Linked DNA regions of Mus musculus: region 2 is linked to region 1. A link is a loop called in an ENCODE intact Hi-C map of the cell type or tissue named here. Cell type or tissue: left cerebral cortex. All regions are shown on one strand. Links, peaks and the distances in the headings refer to the core of each region. The heading gives the core; the rest is flanking DNA. Region 1 overlaps Rgs7 (regulator of G protein signaling 7). Region 2 overlaps Rgs7 (regulator of G protein signaling 7).

What was found. Peaks named below come from ENCODE experiments on the same cell type or tissue, not always from the same donor. Only the 100,000 strongest peaks of a DNase experiment are listed, where the experiment ranks them.
Region 2: it touches region 1 in a loop (9-fold over the local background); 2 of 42 quality-filtered maps call a loop at or near these places.

What each region holds. Positions count from the first base shown.
Region 1 is chr1:175,103,231-175,114,978 of GRCm38, reverse strand. All of the region lies in intron 9 of Rgs7 (regulator of G protein signaling 7), which reads left to right. Among named protein-coding and RNA genes, the nearest start is that of Grem2, 190 kb to the right of the region's middle. In left cerebral cortex, for the core only: no CTCF peak of the experiment used is centred there; DNase peaks (open chromatin) are centred at 5,522, 6,306 and 7,106; H3K27ac peaks cover 2,453 bases.
Region 2 is chr1:175,290,482-175,302,229 of GRCm38, reverse strand. The region is part of intron 2 of Rgs7 (regulator of G protein signaling 7); the gene reads left to right. Among named protein-coding and RNA genes, the nearest start is that of Rgs7, 200 kb to the left of the region's middle. In left cerebral cortex, for the core only: a CTCF peak has its summit at 2,406 (motif pointing right); DNase peaks (open chromatin) are centred at 5,117, 5,505, 6,296, 9,250 and 1 more place; H3K27ac peaks cover 2,610 bases.

The DNA.
Region 1 (11,748 bases), core at 2,321-10,320:
TTTATTGAGTATTTTTGGATCAATGTTAATAAAAGAAATCAGTCTGAAGTACTATTTCCTTGTTGAGTCTGTATAGTTTAGGAATCATGGTGACTGGCTTTATAGAATGAGTTTGGCAGTGTTCATTCTGTTTCTATTTTGTGAAATAGTTTGAGGAGTGTTGGTATTAGCTATTCTTTGAAAGTCTGATAGAATACTACACTAAAACCATCTGACCCTGAGCATTTTGGGGGGGGGGGGGTATTGGGAGACTTTTAATGACTGCTTCTATTTCTTTAGGGATGTTTACATAGTTTGCCTGATCTTCATTTAATGTTGGTAAGTAGTATCTGTGTAATACTGTACACAGATACTACTTACCAACATTAAATGAAGATCAGGGCTCATTTCATTAAGATTTTCCAATTTTGTGGAGTAAAGGCTTTTCAAGTAAGACTAACTGATTCCTTGAATTTCCTCAGTGTCAGTTGTTATGTCTTCCTTTTCATTTTTTATTTTCTTTATTTGTATACTGTCTCTCTGTCTTTTGGTTAGTTTGACTGAGGATTTGTCTATCTTGTTGAATTTTTCAAAGAACCTCTCTTGGTTTTATTGATTCTTTGTATTGATTTCTTTGCTTCTACCTGATTTATTTCAGCCCTGAATTTGATTATTTTCTGACATCTTCTCCTTTTTTGTGTGCTGGCTTCTTTTTCTAGATCTTTCAAGTATACTTTTAAATTGCTGGTATGAGAACTTTCTAAATTCTTAGAGGTACTTAGTGCTATGACTTTCTTCTTAGCACTGCTTTAATTGTGTTCCATAAACTTGGTATGTTGTACCTTCATTTTCATTGAACTCTAGAAAGTCCTTTTTTCCCCTTTATTTCTTCCCTGACCTAGAGATCATTAAGTAGGGAGTTGTTCAGTTTCCATGAATGTGTAGGCTTTCTGTTGTTTCTATTTTTGTTGAAGCCTAGTGTTAAGCCATAGTGGTCTGATATGATACAAGGCATTATATCAATTTTCCTGTATCTATTGCGGCTTGTTTTGTGACCACCTATATGGTCAATTTTGGAGAAGGATCCACCAGGTGCTGAGAAGAAGGTAGATTTTTGTGTTTGGGTAGAATGTTTTATAGATGTCTGTTAGGTCCATTTGATTTGTAATGTGTGTTAGTTTCATTACTTTTCTGTTTAGTTTTTGTCCAGATGACCTGTCAATTGGAGAGAGTGGGGTGTTGAAGTCTCCCACTCCTAATGTGTGTGGTTCAATGTGTGACTTATGATTTAGCAACGTTTCTTTTACAGATGTGGGAACCTTCACATTTGGGCCATAGATGTTCAGAATTGAGGTATCTTCTTGGTAGATTTTTTTTCCTTTGATGAATACAAAGGGTTCTTCCCTATATCTTTTGATTAATTTTGGTTGAAATTTATTTTACTAGATATTAGGATGGCTACTCCAGCTTGCTTCTTGGGTCTGTTTTCTTGAAAAACTTTTTTCCAGCCCTATACCTGAGGTAGTGTCTATCTTCATTGCTGAGGTGTGTTTCTTGTATGGAGCAGAATGATGACATCTGTTTTTGCATCAATTCTGTTAGCCTATCTTTTTTTCTTTTTTATTGGAGAACTGAATCCATTGATATTGAGAAATGTTAATGACCACTGATTTTTATTTGCTTTATTTTGATGTTTGTGGGATGTGTGTGTGTGTGTATGTGTGTGTGTGTGTGTGTGTGTGTGTGTGTGTGTGTGTGTGTGTGTGTTTTCTTGTTTCATTGGTATGGAATTACCTCCTTGGGTTGGAGTTTTCCTTCTAGTGTTTTCTGTAAAGCTGGATTTGTGGATAGATATTGTTTGAATATGGGTTTGTCTTGAAATACTTTCCTTTCAGGTCTTTCCCAGTTTTATTTATTTTCTTTACCTCTTCAACTGTATTTTCCTGTATATTCTAAGGGGCTTATTTCTTTCTCTTTAAAGACCTCTATCTGCTTGATTGTATTTTCCTGTATTTCTTTAAGGGATTTATTTGTTTCCTCTTTAAAGGCCTCTAACATCTTTATAAGTTTGGATTTAAGGTCATTTTCTTATGCTTTGGTTGTGCTACTGTATCCAGGGCTTGCTGTAGTAGGGTTGCTGTGCTCTGAAGGTGTCATATTGCCCATACTTTTATTGATTGTGTTTTTTCTAGGACCTTTAGCCATCTGGATGGTTTTGGTAACTGGATGTTCCTGTTATAAAAGGTATTTGGAGTAGGTTTAGCCTCAATGGTTCTGGTGTGGCAGGCCTCTGATCGATATCCTTGGGCTTTATGTTTCAGGATCTGTAGATCTGTACGGTTCTGAAGCCACAGATTCATTGAAGGAGAGCAAAGAGGTTTGGGGAAATGGAGGTCTGTCTAGGTTAGCAGGATGCTTTGTGTGCCCCAGAGGACTGAGCATGCAGGGAAGATGGTTAGGGCAAGCAAGCTAATTTGTATGGTTCAGGATCTGAAGGTCTAATGAAAATAGGCAGAAAGGTGTAGGGAGAAAGTAGGTCCAGAGGGAACAGCAGACTTTTCAGGTAACTTGGCTTACCCAGAGGACTGAGCAAGCAGAGAAGATGGGTACAGGAAGGGAAGCTTACCTGTAAGGTTCAGGCTATGCAAGTCTGATGAAGTTGTGTGGAGAGGTGGTGGGAGAATGCACTTAAAGTTTTTAAACATTTTTGAATGTACCCAAACTTACGTAATGGTAAGCTTTGTCTGGCCACCATGCTTGCCACATCTCTAAAGGCATGTCTTCAACCAGGGAATGTCTAGCATATATATTGCCTTTCTCCAAAATATTCCAGTTCTTCTGCTTGTGACAAGATGAAAGGGCAGTGTGGCCACTGGGATATCTATATGGCATCAAGCCTGGGATACAGAGTTCTGCCTTAACTACCTTAGTGCTGATTGCAACAGACATGACACTCAATTTTAGGGATGAGCACAGTGTTTTAGCCCTTCTCAGAAGTTTATGTCATGGGATGGCTGTGGCTTTTTCATACTTACAATAAGAATGAAAAGAAGAATATTAAAAGCAGTAAATAAATACCAGAGTGGGGCACATTTGACTTTTATCATCTGGAGTCTTGCTGTCTTCCTAGGCATCTTTCTTTTTGAAAGAATGGATACATGGAGCTAGGATGGCCTGGTACCTTTTGTATAGCCCAGGTTGGCCCCAAAACTCACAGAGATCCATCCATCTACCTTTGCTCTAGACTTCTAGGATTAAAAGTGTATGGCACCTTGTCCACCCTAATTATAGCTCTTAGAAAAGCTAATGAAAATCATGACATAGACTATTAATGTAGTTCTCTCTGTACTGTGTGTGCCTAGCAAGCCATAGGTTGTATCCCAAGACTGAAAAGCCATGACTGGTGGTACATGTCTGCAACCTCAGGATTAGGGAAGTGGAAATAGGAGAACCAAATGCCCAAGGTCATCCTCTGCTACACAGTGACTCCTGGCTTCATGAGATTCTGTTTCAGAAATATATATATATTTTTTAAAAAAGGAGGATGATAAAGAAGCAAAGCAAAAATAAAGATCCACAATAAAATCACTAGGTCTTAAAAAGCATAGGGATAATATGTATTACTATTACATTAAATGGCCCTATATTCAATAATTCACAGTACGAAGACACAATAAATAAAATAAATAATACTATGATCATAATAAATATATATTAAAAATAACTTTTAATTACAAGTTAAACAATTATATTTTCTGGAATGACCTACATTTATAAACATGTAAAATGCCTTCATTTTTAATAACCCCACATTGAGGTATCTTAACAAATTTGCTTGTTGATATCTTCATTAAACTATACACCTAACATCAATCGGTGGAAAGCTGCTTTCCCCTGGCAGGGGAAATTGCTGCTTTAGTTGTGCCTGCCTGGTCTTGTTTTGATCTGGTCCCATTTATTTAATCAAGAACACAGTGAGCAATGAGCAAGGGTGGCAGCTCAGCATCTCCACATTTAAAGCCAGCCTCATGTGATGTGATGATATAGTGTGTAAGTTAAAAACTAGAGACATAGTCGGTCGTGGTGGCACACGCCTTTAATCCCAGCTCTCGGGAGGCAGAGGCAAGCGGATTTCTGAGTTTGGCAGCCTGGTCTACAAAGTGAGTTCCAGGACTGTCAGGGCTATACAGAGAAACCCTGTCTCGAAAAACAAAGCAAAAAATAAAAAACAAACAAACAAACAAACAAAAAACTAGAGACATAGACAATACATCTAATGGGACTTATATATGAGTTTTTAAAGCTATGAGGTCATCTTTAATTCAAATTAGAAAACATAATCTGCCTCTAATACTTAAGGTCTGTATGAAATAAGGTTAGCTTTTCTAAATGTGTTAGTGTTTATTCTGGTAAAAAACAAATTGAGGTCTAATCAAGGAGATGGACTCTTCACTTGCCAACGATTCCAGACAATTCCCAGAAACAGCTCACAGCGGAAGCAGCAGATCAGACTGTGTTGTATTCAAGATAATGTGGAATTTGGCTTTTTTCCTGTATAGCTAATGATACTTGGAACTTTATTTTATTTTAGTTTTTGCAGTTCTGGGGCTTAGACCCAGGGCCTTGCCATGCTAGGCATGCTCCTTATCACTTAGCTATATTCCCAGCACTAATGTGTTGAAAATTACTATTGATAGGTTAGCACATAGTTAAGTCAAATTTTTTAAAAAGTATTTATTAAAATTAAAATGTTGAAGAAAATCTATTTTCAAGTTCTCTGCGAAGCTCTGGACCTAATGCTTTGTGTGGTGGGATTTGATTTGTGATAAGTGGATGAATGAGGAGGCAACAAAACAAGTATACACACACACACACACACACACACACACACACACACACACACACACACACACACACACACACCTCCAAGCCCAGCCAGGATCTTGATGCTAGGGATTTGGATTTATCCTTTTTCTTCAAGGTGGATTCCATATGGACAATGTGAAATTTACAGGATAAGAAAACTCTCCCAATAATCAAAGCTCTATGAAGTGAGAAGCATGTATTAGAAATGCCACTCAGAAACACAATGAAAGAAAGTGATCAATGACTAATGAATAAGCCTGGTCATTTTAAGACTTTCTTCTAGCACTGATCTAGTGTGAATCAATTGTGACTAGTTATTAATTAGTTTATTGAATGCCTGCTAGATAGTCAGCAAAGACTCTTTAACAGTGCCAAGAAGCAGAAATATATGTCGCATTACTAATCAAACTAAAAACACCAGGCACTGAGTACTTCCTGAATTCAAGTTAAACAAATTCTAACTGCAAAGCAGTGACAAGAGTTTATTGCCATACACTTTCTGGGTCTAGTGCTTGTTAAGTCACGCCTGCTTTTCATGCTGCCTTCATTGACATTCTGTGCAGCACATATTTTTAAAAACATCATCAGACTAAACTTATCATCTGTAGGACCAAGTTAGTGGAAATTTTGAGTCTGAGTAATTAAGGAAAATGATGGAAATGCACAATTGGCAAAGGGCTTTGTCAAGAACTGGAAAGTGAATTCACTTTGGAACTGACTGGATATGAAGCCATGGCAAATCAGATGTCAAGACCAGAGACCTTGTCAATAACAGAAGCAATGGGGCCTGAGTTGGAAGCCTGTTTGGCATACAGAATTAATTTTGAAACTCATTACAATGAAGGTGGAAATTCTTGGGCTGGGTAGGAAAGCCTGAGGGGAGGTGAGAAAGGTTTTCCATCTGGAAGGTTACAGATTTTTCTCCTACTTTCCTACAGAAACTCTAAAAGAACATATTGAAATTTCCTCTGTATCATTTTTTTTCTTCATTTTGATTTAGGGTTTAGTTATACTTATCTGTATTTGACACCAATATCCACAGTTTTACTATAAAATATGACAGTATTGGATTTTGGACTACAATCAGCCAGGTGAGGTCGTGCATGCCCATGACTTCAGAACTTGGGAGGCTGAGGCAGGAGGATGCCTGTGTAAGACACTAACTAAAACCTCTCTTCCAAAATGGAGGAGAAGGAGGTTGGAGTGGAAGAAGGAAACAAAGAGAAGGAAGAAGAGAAAGGGAGGGAGGGTTAAGAAATGGAATAAAGGAGGGAAGGGAAAGGAAGACCCCAAAGAGAATTTATTTTATTTCTTTAATATAGACATGTAAGATGAGGCAGGAGAGAGTAACATTTTCTCATGAGCTAAATGCTCAAATCATGCACTGCATAAAAAGTCTCACTTCTCCTCCCACCCCTCCCACAATGCATGCATCCCACATGATAGCTCATCTTCCTTTCTACTTTCCCTTTGCAAAGACTAAAACTGGCAGAGAAGAAGTGCCTCCGTGACTATTTTATATAGGACACTGTTTGGTTCATGTAACTAGAGCTAAAAAGGTTTGGCTCCATTACCAACTCCCTTCTTTGAAGAAATTTTGTTAAAAGCTTCCAAGTCTCACCATTTGAAATATAGATAATAATAACTGCCTTCCAGGACCCTGAGAGCATACAGATAGCAGTGACAGTTTGATATTTACTTGGCACATAGTCATTGTGCTGTAACTAGAAGCTAAAGTTGCCTTAGCTATAATTCTTTTGTGTATTTAGTCATTCATTCATTCATTCATTCATTCTGTGTATGAGTGTGTGTGTGTGTGTGTGTGTGTGTGATGCATTTATGCATGCACACCTGTGTGTGCCAGTATGCTCTCCCAGGCATATCTGAGTGAATGCTAGAGATCAACACCGGACACCTTCCTGTATTTCCTTCTGCCTTGTGTATTTTGAGAAAGGGTCTCTAGGGGAACTTGCTAGTTGCTTTTTTTTTGTTGTTGTTGTTTTGGTTTTTTTTTTGTTTTATTTTTGATAAAGTAAACATCCAGTGAGCCTCTCAGATCTGCCTGTTTCTACACTGGATTACAGACGTCTGCCACCATGCCCAGCTTTTATGTGGGTACAGGGATCCAAACTCGGGTCCTCACACATGTGCTGCAAGCGCTTTTCCCACTGTGGTGACTTGTGTTGAATTTCAGCTTGACAGGATATGAAGTCACCTCGGGGGCAAACCTAGAGGCACGCCCGCCCATGAGAGGTCATTTAGATTAGGTTGATTCCTGGTAATGCCTGTGAGGGATCATCTTGACTACGTGACCGGATGGAGGCAGAGCTAGTGAACATGTGAGAGGCACCACTTCACCAGACCTGAGCAGCATCGTTCATCACTTCCCTGTTCTTGAATGCCAAGGCCATGTAACCAGCAACTTCAAGTCCCTGCTGCACAGGCTTGCTCACCATAGAGAGCTATGCTTACTGACTGTGAGACAGAGTAAACACTTCCATCTTTAAACTGCTTTTATTGAGCCTTTTATCTCAGCAACAAGAAAAGTCACCAAGATACACACTGAGCCATCACCCCACCCCCACCACCCCCTGGCCCCAAGTCAGTAATAATGCTTTTGAGAAAAGATGAGAAAGTGGGGAGTCAAGTGGTATAGAAAAGTTCTCCAAAAAAAAAAAAAAAAGCAAGAGCTGGGCGTAGTGGCACACACCTTTAACCTCAGCACTTGGGAGGCAGAGGCAGGTGAATTTCTGAGTTCGAGGCCAGCCTGGTCTACAGAGTGAGTTCCAGGACTGCTAGGGCTACACAGAGAAACCCTGTCTCGAAACACCCCCCCCCCAAAAAAAAAGAAAAAAGAAAAAAAGAAAAGCTCTCTGATGTAAATGTGACACAGTGTCTTCAGGAAAGGTTTTTGGAAATCAGAAAAGCTGGAGTCAACCTTTGGAGCTAGAGTAAGCATGACATCAATCTACTGCTGCATAAAAAAAAAATCACTCCAAAGCGCAGCAGTGTGAAGGAGCAAACATGACTTAGTTGTTACTTTCTGAGAAGCAGGAGTTCAGAAGTGGTTTCTTAGATGGTTCTGGTTCAAGACCGCTCAAGACCCTTCCGTCAAGTTACCTGAGGTGACACAGTCACCAGAAATGATAGTCTTGAATTAATGGTGGTTACAAGAAGATATGATCACAGAATCCTTCATACAAGAAGGTCCCAGATGTTCCACATCTTCTCCAAATAAACAACCACATGTGTGAAACCTCACTTGACTCAAGCTAATCTCAGACATGGTGTGGTAAGATGTCTTCCTCTGCCTCTGAACCACATTGACTAACACAGTGCGATGTGGGTTCTGACAGGATGAAGCCATTAAAGACCAGAGCTGTTCTGGTCCTGAATGGCTAATTTTGAGAACTTTTAACGTTTTTTCTTTTTTCTTTTTTCATTACTAGCTGTGCTTAGCTGGGGCAGAGCATGCATTAGGCAAGTGTTGTACCACTGAACTATACCCCAGGCAAAGAACTTGAACATTCAGTAGGGAAGGACAATTCTAATTTTCCATGAACAGAAACTATTTGCACTCCTCCTTATCTATGCAAACGCTGGTGATAGGGTTGCCTTCCTCAGCAGGAGGAGGAGGAGGAGGAGGAGGAGTCTGTGGAGGTGGGGTTAGGAGTTGTGAGCTTGTCACAGCTGGACATGGTGATTTCTCTGCAAATCCTCAGAAGGATGTGGAGGACTTCTTCTCTTGCCACTGCCCACTCCAGTGCTGAGACAGTTGTTCATGACTTCTAGGTGTTCATGTGAATGACTTCAAAGCAGAGCTAGCAGTTCCTCTCTCATAAAATGGAGAGAACCCCAACTTACAAGGTGACCGCAAGCGCACTTGATATTGAAATGGTGGACAAAGGTTGGTGACTGTCCCTTAATGGACAGACTGCCTCAGTGGTCCTTATTCAGGCCCTGACCACTGTTGGCACACTTACAGAACACATTCTGAGCAGATAAGTGAATTAATCATGCTTTCTCCTTCATTCCCACAAGCTCCCTTGCATTCATAGGAAGGGAATTTAAAAGGCACACACAGTGGCTCGGCATAAGATGGCTCAATGGGTAAAAGTATGGGCTACCCAGCTTGATGACCTGAGTTCAATATTCAGGACCTACATGGCAAAATAAGAGATCTGATTTCTCCCAAACTGTCCTCTGACCTCCACACATGCCACAGCATACACATACCCCTATACAAACAAATATAAACAAACAAACAAACAATAAAGGTAGCAAAACACACATATCTATATTTGTCTCATGCTCTTGTTTATGAACCAACCCAGATTTCAGTGGCCAGTTTAGAGTCAACAAACTGTCCTAAAAGTTGTTGATTTTTGGCACAACTCAGCAGGTTAGAACATTCTCTAGTTCACTGTATGTCATTCAACTAAACCACGTGTAAGATACATACACGTGTCCTGAATCTTCTTTCTGCAAAATCCACAAGACCAACTGTGCCTCCAGGTGCCTAGCCTTATCTATAATGCACATTGGATTCTGTCAGCAGTTTCTAGCAATAAGCGCTTTTTATGACTGTTATATCACCCATTCTTTGCTCTGACCATGCCAGGTGACAGTTGTCCTTAATTTACCAACAAGAGAAAGCAAGACTCTCGAGTTGGCTGTTGGAGAGCTAAGAACAAATCATCATCCGAATTAAAACACTTGATCATTGCTCCCACATCCATGTAACCTCCACTGAGAAGTTTCAGTCTCTCACCAGGCCTGCCTCTGTGCACATCTAGCTTTTATTTTCTATCAGTGCAATGGACTGAAGTTTGACCTCACAAGGTGGCTCACCTCTGAATAGTTGAGGTTTGAATCCCTTGCATGGTCCCTGTATCTTGGAAGTCAGCTTCCTACCCAGCTGAGGACAGTACCTACCAGCTGCCACATCTCTGAGAGGCTGAAAACTTCACCAGCCATGCTGAGCTGCTGAGAAAGAGTTACAAGATGCAATGTGACATGTGCAACTGACAGGTATAAATATTTCCTGAAAACCTCCATGACTGCTCCTGGACTTGAATTGGCAAACACAATACTCCATAGATCTCAGGTTTCTTTTACTCCTATGTGTTAGGTACCATTTAGACACACAGCTTCGAGTGCTCATTTGAAATTTACTGGCACAACTTTGGTGTCTCCATGCAACTTACTCAGCAGCATTCCCATTATAACCTTGCTTTGTCGGTTTTTGCAGCATCCATGGGAGCCAATTCAGGTTGAAGAGGACAGAAATAATGAGGTGCTCCATCCTTAATGGCCAAAAAGTCCCAGGGGGCTTTTCTCCCCATGACTCACGGTCTCATTCTTAATATCTTCAGCTGTTGGAGAAAACCTAAAGATCTGTTAATCCAAACTTTAATCTTTCTTTTGTGCTGTGGAAAAGGAACAGCCCTTCTATTATTCACATCTGTTCTTTTGGATTGAAAAAATATTTTGACAGCATGGCTATCAGGAGCCTTTATGAGTGAAATTGTTCTTTTTTTTTCTCTTTCTCTCTCCCCAGCTCTTTTATCTTGTGTGCTTGTTCTATCCCTGAATAGATATCAAGATACGGTGTCCTATTATTATGTAATATCTGATGCTATTTATGTGAGCCATGGGTAGAGTGAGAATAAAACCACTTCCCTGTTATTAGTCCTGTCTCTCTAGCCTGCAAATTGGCAACTTTTCAAGATGATATGCCCAGATTTCTAGCCTGTTTCTTCTGAAAGGGCAAGAATATGAATAGTGGTTGGGGCTATGTTGGTAGAAGACCCTGACGGTTAACAGCTAACTCCTAGGAAGGGTGGTAGAGGAAAACACTGGCCTTAAGTATCAGTGTTATTCTGCAGAGCCTGGGGTCTAAGCAATTGGGAAGGGTGGTCTCCTAGCTATAATATACTCTTTGGAAGCCAACCCCCTGGACCAGTCCTACTATATACAGCCACAATAAGATCTGTTTGCTAGCAGAAAAGGTGTCCATAGATAGTCTCTTAAACACACACAAAAAGAGTACATAGGTTCTTAAACAGAACTCAAGATCTGAGATGAAAGAGTCCGTGGGATTCCATTGTACAACATTGCAACTATTTCTGAAATCATATCAAAGATTTGGAAACACGTACATGCACTTAGGCTAAGAAACATAGCCTCGACAGGGAAGGCTGAGCAGGAGCAGCAGCCCTCTGTGTGGATGGAGCCGGTGTGACTCCGATTTCATGGGGAGCAGTTAGTATTGCGGCCTGAATTTGTTTTCTCCAGTTCATTTACACCAGCCCTTCCATGTCCAAATTGTTATCTTTTTTTTTTAAGGAAAAAAGAAAGGAATGACAATCTGTGTTCTCTTAATCCCGACAGCAGGCATCTTCAAATGAGTGCCATTTTCTTCAGAAAAGCAAATGAAAATTTAAAGCCGTCTAAATAAGAAAAAATATCCTTCCCACTAATCCAGAAATTTGCAAATTTCTCCTTGGTCCTACATCTTCCCCTCCCCAAAATTTCATGTACCTACTTACAAAAAAAAAAAAAAAAAAAAAAACAAAAACAAAAACAAAAAAAAAACTGGTGTTTCTAACACAAATTATATTTTAGCAACAGAAACTCCAATACACACAAACATACATACACACATACCTTTGCCACTAATTATGTGCTTTCAAAGGTTATTAGAACAGTCAGCACCTTGGGAAGGGAAATGTGGGCCGTTCTAGGATAAAGAGGAGGAAGTGTAACCACTGAGTGTGGGGTCCGGGACTTGGTGATGCTAACATGCTGTCTAACATGTGCAAGGAGCTGAGTTAGATTTCACCATGGCAAAAAGGTGGCGGGGGGGGGGAGAACTTGAGTGTTCACTGTCTAACGCTGCAT
Region 2 (11,748 bases), core at 1,597-9,596, 190 kb before region 1:
CAGGTTGATCAATGGAATAGAATTGAAGACCCAATTTCTGAAATGTCTCTACATATACTTCTGTCATTTTGTACATAGTCCTGAAAATGCCAGTCAATCCCAAAAGCCAATGAAGGGGAGCTATGTTCTGTAGTATCAAATATTCAGATAAAATGTACATCTTCACTTAAAACTAAGGAAGTCCATCCATCTTCTTCTTATAGAAGACTGTTTTCATCTTTAATAAGTGGTAAGTTTTTATATAGAATTAGGAGTTTTTAAGTGAATGTTTTGTGAGCTATTAAAAGTAAATATCTGATATATGCCTGGGGTTGTCTAAAAATGTCTCTGGTGATATGGGAGTTACATGTGGAAAAGTTTAAGAAGTCTTCTTTTAGCTTCTTTTAGGCTGCTAGTTTTTGATGTGTGGTTCCAGGACCAGAAACAATAATCAACGAATCCTGACAAAATTGTTAAAAAATTTAAAAATAAATGAACAAATCCCCATTCACTATCCCTGCAGGTAATTGTGAAGCAGACAATAGTTTGAGAATTATTGGTGTATAGAGAGTGAAATAAATCCTCTTCTTGATACCTACTAAGTGACGGAGCAGAGATTCAAATTTCCCTCTGTTTCTAACTAAACATCTGGGATCTTCCTTTGTGAGCTACATGTGAAAATCAGTGTTAACCATACATAACTCCTAAAAAAGGGATGGGGAATTAAATCGAAAAGAGAAAAATGTTTATGATATATTATCCATAAACCGTGCAGTGACACAAAGACAATATTCTTCAAAGCTGGCTCTCAATCAGCCTCCGCGATTAAGCTGTATCCACTTTCAAAATTGCTGTCATCAGAATCATTTCACAATCCCTTCTGACTGAGGGAAAGGATTATGGCACCTTCTGTTCCCTCCCATTTTGCAATTAAGTCTCCCCTCCCCTTGCTATTCTGTTTTAATTTAAATGCTATTAAGAGTATCCTCAAAGATCAGTGGGTCAGAGAGAGAACTTGTCAACCTTAGGCTACATTTGGAAGGAATGTTAGAAATGAACACACATACACCGCATCCAGACATCCCCAAGGTCAGGGGAGGGAAATGTTCAGGAAGTGGCTGGCTGGCAGAATTCAGACCTTCTGTGTTGTAGCTTGGTGTGTTTGTTGCTAACAGTGAGATGTATAACAGGGGAAGACAAAGTGGCATTGAGTCACCTTTCTTTCTGACCATGCATTTCACCTAGCCTGTCTTCTTGCCAGCACACATGAGCAAGTACAAACTGCCTGCAGGACTTGGAAGGGAAATTCCTTGCTCAAATGTTGCCAGCAGACAACAAAATTCATTCTTGGATCTTTTATTTTTCATATTATCAAAGTGATTTTGGTACTTAGACGTAGAAATGAACGAGGGTCCATAATATAATGAAAGGAATTGGTTCAGAACCGAGTGTCTTTTTCCCACTGATGTTAATCAGTTAAAATGGATAATTAACTCTCAAATTAATCCCTGAGAAAATAAGGGAACATCTGTTGAAGTTTTAGTCTGGGGCGTTTTGTAAAAGAGCTTGGCAGTGGGTTCATGTTGGGCTAGGGAAATTTTGAGCTCCACCTCCGTTTTTTTCTCTCCTTTTGAAAGTTTGTCAAATAATATACACTCCACATGAAGGTGTTACAGCCTCCCCTGAATTGGCTCACTGATGTGTGAAGGGTGCCATTGCTGAATAGTGATGGAAACTTCCAGACTATTAAATTCAAGTGCCTTAGTAATAGCGACAGAAATGTCTCCCAGTGTGATGATGTAATATAAAAAAGTTACACTTCCAAAATACCCAGAAGAAGCTGGACTGCACCTTTACCTTGCTATAAAAGAGTTATAAAATACAATGCCAATGGACCTACATCTGAAGATCTCAATTGGCTTTGAGATTCTAGAACTGGCCAACCTACTAATCCAAAATGGTTCAGACAGCTCCTCCCTACCTCATGGTCAGGTTTCATTTATAGCTAGATCAAAGAATGGAAGGGAGGCAGTTAGACCACATTCAATGGTAGCTTGTGCCTATGTTATTCCACATGGCTTCAGCAGTTGATAATGTGTGACTGGCTGAGCTCCTGCTACCTGTCCCATGAGCATGTTGTAAGCAGCTTACACATCAAGCAAGGTTATAGAAACCTTTAGGCCAAGCTTAAAATATGTGCAGAGTCAGCTTTAGACAAAACAATACTCAATTCAACGTAAGCATACATGTAACATAATTAAGAATAGTAATAAGAGATACAGGGTGAGGTTTGATTGGTTATCTAAACCTCACCTCTTCTGACCCTTTGTAGTATATGCCCATTTAAAATAAACTTCTTTATGAGCATGGGTGTTTTGCCTGGATGTATAGCTTTACCTCACTTGTATTCCTGGTGCTTCCAAAGGCCAGAAGAGGGCACCAGATCCCTGGGAATGGAGTTAGAGCCAGTTGTGACCCACCTTGTATGTGTGCTGGGAGTTGGACATGGGTCTTCTGAAAGAGCAGCAAGTGCTCTTAAGCCGCTGAGCCTTCACTCTCTCTCTGGGTTGCAGATGCCCATTTTCATGTATGTGTCTGAGCTTTCTCACATCTTAAGACTTGCTCAGAAGGATTTTTGTTTATCTATGAGTTTGGTGAGAACACAGTCTCATAGGCTCTACCTTGTACCATCTGACATGGGACCCAGAAATCCGTTTTAATAAACTGTAAATTTCTCTGGGGTACACTCTGGTTTAAGAAGGCACTTCTCTATGGTGTGGGTAGAGGGGGGAGATTGCATTCTATTCTGGTCTTTTTTGCCAGTGATTGGCTTATAACATGCCCTTAACCCAGTTCTTGAAGTGACCCAAAGGGATTTCTTCTGCAAAGATACTGTGAAAAGCTCTTTTGCTCTTTAAAGGATGGAAAAAAGTAAGAGGTAGGAAACCAGGGACCCTAGAATTAAGATCCCAGCAGAAAAATCTACCCTCACAGTGAAATGTCCTTCCCTGGGGTACCTGGAACCTGGGGGAGCACTCATCTCCCAGGGCACAGACTCCCCCCCCCCAGAGCTAGTAACTGAGACATGGGGCCAAATCCATATATGCACTACTTGTTTGATCACTTTTGTAAAACGTAGCCCTTGTATAGGCAAGGTGATTACAATTTAGCTGCGCCACTTTGCTACAACTGTAAGTCAATTAAATTTTTCTTAAATTTGTGACTTTTTCTTATAAATAACAAGTATTAAGAATTAGAAGAGCTGGAATTTTCAGTTACCATAGAGTCCCACATTGAGTTTGTACATAGGTACATTAAAATATGTCTGGGCCCCACACTGTGACAATGAATACCACATAGTCATGGTAAAGGGTGACAAGTTAAAAAATGTGGGACCTGCAAAATGGTTCAGGCTCTTGATGCCAAGGGTGGTTATTTGTTCCCCACTGGAACCCACAGTGGGGAAGGGGAAGGAGAGAACTGACTCCTGGAAGTTGTTCTCTGATTTTAGAGGTCTGCCATGGTACACTCACTTCTACAGGCATGTGCATACTTGAATACAGCTTTGTGTGTGTGTGTGTGTGTGTGTGTGTGTGTGTGTGTGTGTGTATGTGTGTGTGTGCGCGCGCGTGTGTGTGTGTCTGTACATGTGTATGAGCATGCACACACACACATGCACACACTCTTTAAAAGAGTGTTCTAATTAGATTTAAAGTCACTCTACCTCATGCTGAAAGCACTTAAAAACAAAGTTAAAAGCCCTTGACTAACACATTGAGTGTTTGTTTTATTTCTAATGCTTAAAGCCCCAAAGTGGTACACTTGATCATGCCAGACCATTCAAGTTAATCTCACGGGGCAGTCATCATTTACCATAGAGCCTGAGAAGAAGAAACTCACCCAACTCATTGCTCTTTTGTAGAATTTATGAGAAACCTTCTGAAAAAAGGGTGTGGCCCAACTTTTAAAAAATTCTGTACAGTTAATCACACTCCCCATGGTGCTGACTACCATTAAATACTAACTATTCTTCTGGTAATACATGTGTGAAGGAATATAAATATAATTATCGAGTTACCTAATTGACATTTAACTTGCCAGCTTAAGCCTACAGGTATGGGAAAGGGGATTTGGAGAATTTCTGGCTCTTAAGTGAAGTTCCCTGTGTATTTCTTTGAAAAGCAGCTTTTATTTTTTGTTAATCTGCATAGCCACTGTTTCTAAAGCAATGTCTCACAAATGGGATGGAAGTATTTCAGAGCAATAAAAAGCATTTGTATATTTACACACATATTCCATAGGCAATATTTTCTAATATTATAAATGACCTCTAGACTTTTAAATAACACATCTTTTTATATTTCCCCCTCGCATTTATTCTAGTATGCATTTGTGATATATATTCTTTAACATTTAACTACTATTTCAATTTTCATTTTGAGATTGTCGACTGGCGTAGTAATTTATTTTTAGATGAACCATTTTCTGAAGATTGACAGATATTTTGTGGCTGGAAAAGGATTGCATTTTTATGAGATGTGTAAATTTAAATTTTTAAAACAATATATCTACCCCCTAAAATATGACTTAAAGTATTCTTGATCTGTAACTTGTATTGATTCTCAATGACTCGAGTATAATGTTACCTTCTCAGAAAAAGTCCACCTGACAGTTGCAGGTAGAATTCGATGCTCCTTCTCCTGGGATTCCTCTGTATCTTTACTTTGGCTCTGAATTAAAATCTGAATTTTTGTGTGCATATCTTCCTACACTGTAAAATGATAAACTTCTCCATTATGTGTACCACATTCCCCACTTGAATACTATACCGTCTTACCTGTCAGTGTTCTGCAGATACTCCTCAGAGACCAGAGTGAAGAAGAGGAAAGCAAGGGAAGAAGAGGGGTACAAAGAAGGAAGAAAGTAGCCAGGAGGAAGGGAAGAAGGCAGGGAGAAGATAAGGATGCAGGGAAGTGAGCAGAACAATAATATATATATTGAATTTGGTCATATGCTGGCACTCAGCAAAGGCTTGTTTCTATAGTTAGGAAATGCTGTCACCCAGACCTTAAAAAAATTGACTTTGGGGTGCTAAATAAAGAATGCACAGTTTGGAAAGAATAATTATAGCTAGCACTGATGTGGTGACTCTCTCTACCTGGCCCTTTCCCAAGCTCTCTAGTGGGTATATAGGGGGCTGGAAGTAGGAGGGTGTAAACTCATTTAATCCTTATAACAACTCTAGTAGGCGGATACTATTAATTGTCATTTCTCTTGCAGATGCTGAGGTTAAGGGACTAAAATGATGAATATCTTTCCCAAGGACAGTGGTTAGAGTAGCAGACCTGCTGTATTAACATCAGGGGGCAAACTCTGTTAGACCTCTGATGTTTATCACCTGCAAATGCATGCACACAAGGACGCTTCATGCTACGTTTTAAAGGTTAAAACCTTTGAAATTTGAACGTGTTTTATGGGATGACATAGTTTGTACATTACAGTTATAAGGCAGCAGCAATCTATATTTGGCGTCACGACAACATGAAGAACTGTATTAAAGGGCTGCAGTTTGGGGAATGTTAAGAGTCACCGCTCTAGAGGAACTGGGACACTCTTCAGTGTGGTGGAACTCTTTCATTATCCTCTCCAGCACTGAATGCATCCAGGAAAGCCCCATTTAGTGTGGAAAGCATGAAGACTTTCTTATGGGGATCAGTGGCCACAGAGAGTCTGAGAAGAGCTGAGAGAAGAAAAGAATTAGTAGAATTCTCAAGTGGCTTAAGGTTTTCTATCTGGGGAGTCAAAGCAAACCTCTCAGACTGGGACATGTGCTCTCAGCTGGCCTGTGGTTGTAGTTCCTAGGGTAAAGAGGTGTTACCATAGCAAGGAGTTTAGGACTGCCAGAGACATCCTCTGCTTATTGTCCTGGGAAGAGGCACATGCTATAGTCTTTAAAGGACTCTTTCCTCATTTTTGCTGTTTTGAGACAGGGTTTCACTATGTAGTCCAGGCTGGCTCCTGGCTCACAGTATAGATCAGGCTTTTCTTGATCTTTTCCTGTGTCAGCTTAACCAGGGCTGGGATTACAGGCATGTACTCCATGTCCTGTCACCTACTTATCTCTATAACCAACTCCTGAGGTCTCACTCTGTGTATAGAAAAGTTCCATTAGTCAATGGACAATCACTTTCATTTTGCCCTGAGTTACAGTGTGGATTCATGTCATCAGTAACTCCTGGGAACAGAACTGGACCTGCTCCCATTCTACTCTTCTTCTGCTGCCTCATGTTAGGTTTCGTTCAGGGATGATCTCCTGTGTGTCATCTTGGGAGGACGCCCATTCCTTGCTTCTTGCCTCAGTCTCCTAAGTACCGAGATTCCAGGAGTGAGCCATCACACACAGGTTAAGGCTTTGTAAGTAGAGAGAAAAAGTTGCTTCCGAGAAGCATGACTGTGACAGCCATTTTATCCAGGTTGGTTGCATCCAGAAAGAGTTGTAAGAGGAAGGAAGCTGTTCACCTGCCAATCACACCCAGGGTTCCTGAGTGAAGGGCTTGGGTGAGGCTAGAGTGTGTGGCTGAAGCTAAGGAGAAGTACTGGGGCAAGACAGGCCATCATACAGGTTATCACATAGCCTTTTCTGAGACGCCGTTTTGTTACCCTCCCGTATTCATTGACACATAAGAGAGATGCTGAATGCTGGAGGTCTGTGACTGAATCAACCCAGGGGCTTTTCTTCTCGTTGTTCACTTGACAACCACTTAGTAACAATCTCCTATGTGCATCCAGGCATTTGGATGGATAAGGGCAGGCATGAGGCTGAATAGGTGACATAAAGACTAACAAACATATATTTATTTAAAATTCTACTTTTGACTCTTTCATAACTGATCAACTATGGAAAGAAGCAGCAAGTGGTTGAATTTCCTGGGCATGATCCCACAGTCTCCCAAAGGTGGTAATTCCGTCTACACAGCAAACGATTTACTTAAGGAATTGCTGATCCTAAGAAAGCAGTGCTACAAGAGAAAAGCATAATTACTGTTGGCCAAAGAATGAACTTTTACAGCATGGGTAAGCCACCATCTAGTCTTTCTTTTCCAAACATCAAAGTTGCAAGTTGGTTCAACAAGGAACTTAAAGAGCATAATGTTTTGTAAGAATCTATCCAGCCTGGAAAACTGTACTGAAAAGCCAAGCCACGCCTTTTTGCATTTTGTACATGGAAACATCCATTACAAGAGGTTTTCCCTAAAGAAGTAGCCTTTCCACTTCATGATAGAGATCAGTGATAGGCAAGGGACAGTGTACCTGTTTGTTATCTTCAAGGCACACATCTAGTGACCTATCAGTTAAAACCTCACCTCCCAACCACCACCATCCTCTGTCCCCTAATGGTAGCTCTGATGGGAACCAAGGATTCAATATGTGAGCCTGTGAGGGACACTTTCTATTTGCAACACTGCATTCTCATTTTTCATGGATTGGTATTACCCAAAGAGATACAGGAATGACAAGCTCATGGTTTCAGATGTATTTAGAAGTGAGAAATTTTCCATGAATGAATTGAGCCTGAATTTTCTTTTTGAAACCTTGTCACTGTTGTGCTGAGCCTGGCAATGTCCCAGGAGTGAAAGATGTTCCTCATGACATCAGTGGTGTTATTGACAGACGTGGCTTTTGATACTGTATAATGAAATATTTCCACATTTGCAGTATCTGAATAACTCGGCACACCAAGGTCTTCCAAATGGCCAGGGAATGCATGCTCCAAATGACTCAAGTGCATGTAATGGCTGTGAGCACATGTTCCACGTGACCACTAAGTATGTGCTATTCCTGGACAAAAGGATCCATTCAGCATGAAAGTAGCATGATACGTTTTAAGGGTATGAAAATTCACTGGTGAAAGCTTCAGATTCTACAGCGTAATTCACCATCATGAAATTGCATCTTGTGCTGTTTTGATGTGTTGGCAAAGAGTGGCAAAGAGGAGTATCCCTGATAGCCCAGGAAGACCAGGGATATGTCTTCTTCTAAAATGTTTTTAGATCTGAGACTATAAAGCAATGCATCATGGCCAACAGAATGCAGAGTAGATATGAAAATCCAGCATCTATCAAGCACCGAAAAGATTTGTAAAAATGTCCTCTTCATGAGTTACTTTTGATAAACCTTTATACTATACATTAGTCAGTTCTAGTTTCAAAAATGATAAATATCACTTCATGTAACCCATCTATTTAAATAAACTCTTTGAAGTCATTTTTAATTTTAAAACCTCTTCTGGAATGCTGAGACTCAACGTTTTGAAATCTGCTTGGTTAATAAACTTTCTTCCTCTCTAGGGCAGGGTCTTGCTACCTGGCCTAGGCTGGCTTCCTCTAGTCCTAGCCATTGAGTGTTAGGGTTTCAGATATGCTCAGTTTTAGACAGGTTAACCTACAATTCTGTGTAGATGACAGGAAAGTTTTCCTTAAATGAAATGACAGAGGGTGGTTGCCAGAGCAGGGCAGACGGTTGCTGATGATTTTTAATTTTTTTTGTCTCCCCAACCCCATTTTGGGGAGTTACCTGAAGATCTCCTCCATGCTACACCAGGGCTCTACTATTGATCCCTTGGCCCTTGAGACAAGGTCATTTTTATGCATGTTAGACTGGCCTTGAAGTGGAAATCTTCATGTCTCTCCAGTGCTGGGTTTACAAGTATGCCACCATGACTGCCTACCTGGTTGGGTGAATGTTAAGAATAAATACAACTTATTTGCATTTATATGTTTATTTTCCCCATGGAACGTACCCAATAGATTAATTTTTAGAGGGTTCCAGCTGCATTGTACCTCATTCATAGACTGTGAAAGTGACTGAGAAGTTAGTAGCTAGTGCTTCTATTTAATGAACAAAATGGTGTGGCAAGTGTTATGCTTAGCCTCTGATGGTACAGGATATCTTACTTGTAAAATTCTTATTTCAGTTAAATATACTTGTGCAGGAAGACATGTGGATATACTGGACCAGAATGAAAATTATTTATACATTGTATCATAGGTTTTTCCTGAGCAGTTTAAAGCCTTGTAGGAGAGAACAGAGCTTTCACCGACTCTGCCCTGGAGTCTGACCTCTGGTATCTTCATTCACAGCAGAATGGCTCTTGTCCCCAAAGCCTTTCTTTGATTTCTTACACAATTGCTTCTTCATCTTTTTGGCTTCTCCACACTGAATACAGTTTAATGCAACTTGGATTGCCTTGCAGCTCTTCTCTTTCCTCTTTGTTATTCACTGTTCCATTTCCATCTGTCCATGTAGTGTGGGTTTTTCCACTTTCTCAGACACACCTTTTCTCAGGCACAATGTGTTCTGGGTTAATAAAATGATTTGAGTATGCCCCCCTTTTTTCTGTGGAACTAATTTGTAGTCTATGATCTGAAATATCCCTTCTCTAGGGACTCATGCCTCTCCCCTTACCTGTTATCATTGAAGATTACCCTAGGCTACACAGTAGATTTGGGGGAAATACTAGCTCTTTTAGTGAGATGTTCATAATCATTAACTATTTATTATAACAGCTGCCATGTGGACTAAATGACCCAGGTCTTATATAATGTAAGAAAATGTGTGGAACCAAACCCAGTTCTGTAAATTGAAATATGAATAAAACACACTGTATGAGAATTGCAAAGAAGTAATAAAAATGAGACAAAGCTCTAACTCTATGTATCAAATCTCAAGGACTATGTAATTCCCAGGTAGAGCATGAGAACAAATAGTACTTAGGGTGAGTATTTCAATCTTGGTTGAAATTCAAAGGACTCTTCTTCCTGGATACAGCCAACAGGAACATTTTCAGTGTGGTGAAAGTCTTTATCCAAGTGAGGACTATATTCAACAATACCAAGATTGCATTTCAAGGGTTAAATGTCATTCTTTTTCTTAAGCATATATTTTGAAATATCATCCTTTGTAGCCAAGTTCTGCACATCTACTCTTTTCAGCTTCGTTGCGGCAGTCCTGCTCATGAATTGCTCAGCCTCGAGAACTCTATGTCAATGTTTTGCCATATCCAAGGACTTAGTGATGCATCATCTGCAGGATGCATCATGTCTGTAGGATGATCATGTTGGCAACAAATGTAGAGCTATAGAAAAGAAGAAGGCAAATTTTCCTTATGTCACACATGAAGTATTATTTATTGTTTTACTATCTCTTTTCCAAAAATTGGAGAACAAACAGCAAGCCCAAAGCCCTGCATCAGTCCACCATGCTGTCAAAATTTCCATTGTGGCCCAGTATGGAAGGAGAGGCTAGGAAGCCAGTATCAGTTCATGGAAAAGTCAGTATTATTATTTTTTTAAAGGGGCTCTAAAAGATAAAATCTAAGAAGACTGAAATACTACATTGATAATTTGTATGGCTGTACTATAAGCATAGTTAGGCCCAATTTATTATGATAGTTTTCATGCCTATTTATTATTTCCTGCCATAGAAGTCTGGAAAATTATACATATAACACAAAGATTTGGTTTCATATGACTTTCTGACCTTTAACCTTACAGATTTTCTAGAAAGAACATATTTATTGTGTCTTATATTAGTCAACGTTAGCATCAACGGATAAAACTGGGGTTGGTGGTATACACTGATAACCTCAACATTTGAGAGCTGAGGCAGAAGGATGGCAAGTTCACAGTTAGCCTGTATAATACAAGATCATGTCATTAAAAAGCAAAAAGAAGCAAGAACAACAAAGAAACCCAGTCATGACAATGAATAGGACCCAGCAGCACCGCTCTGTTCAAGTCCCCTCATCTTTCTATAGTCCATTCATTTCTTGTCTTGTCCTACAGCTGCCTGCTGTGGGCCATTTCCCCTAAGGAAAATGAGTGTAACCATATTTTCAATGTACCAAACGTCCACCCTATCTACTCCTTTGATAATATAGGCGAGGTTGATGACCTGCCTCCCGAGAGCTCTGTCTATAGAGATATTCAGTAATTAACCAGCAGAAAAAATCCTGATGACTATCTGAACCAACAGACCCCAGATGATTACCACACAAGCAGCCAGTTGAGGCTCTCAGTATAAAGTACACAAGCTACAGCCCTGCTCTGAACATCCAGAACAGGGAGAGCAAGTCAGCTGCAGTCTGGGAGGCACAAGGATGAGACCAGTTCCTGGAGAGGCCAGACTGGAGGAGGACCATGAGATGACTGGTTTAGTGCTTGTGCCTCACTGATGCTTACGTGAGAATCTTCTAGAGCACAGTTTCTCTTCTGTCCTTGTCACCAGTATGAACTTTACAGCTTATATAATGTCACTTCTTCATAGAACAATTTGAATAAAGAACCTACTCCCTAAATACCACAATGAAAAAGACCGATATCCTAAAACGGGAAAGGGAAAGGGAAAGCAGATCCAAGCCACTCCATCACTGTGTTGCCTGTTAACACTGACTCATGTGGTATGAAGGACAGTCATTTCTCTCACATTGTAGTTTTCAGGATACAGAATGGTAAGCATGCTCATATTTGAAAGAGTGGACTCCTCCTTGCAGTAAGAGGAGAACTGCCCCCCTTCCCTGTAAGAGATGTACCTGAATCTGGGCTTCCTGGTAAGTTGTACAGTGAGGTAGACTGGGTTTCATATGGTCATTTAGAATTTTTGAGACATGAAAGCTTAAAGCAACAGACATCTCTACATATCCAAAGCAAACCATTTTCATACACGTGGTCAGTTGTTCAACCAGTTGCAAGCTCCCTGATTAGACCCCAG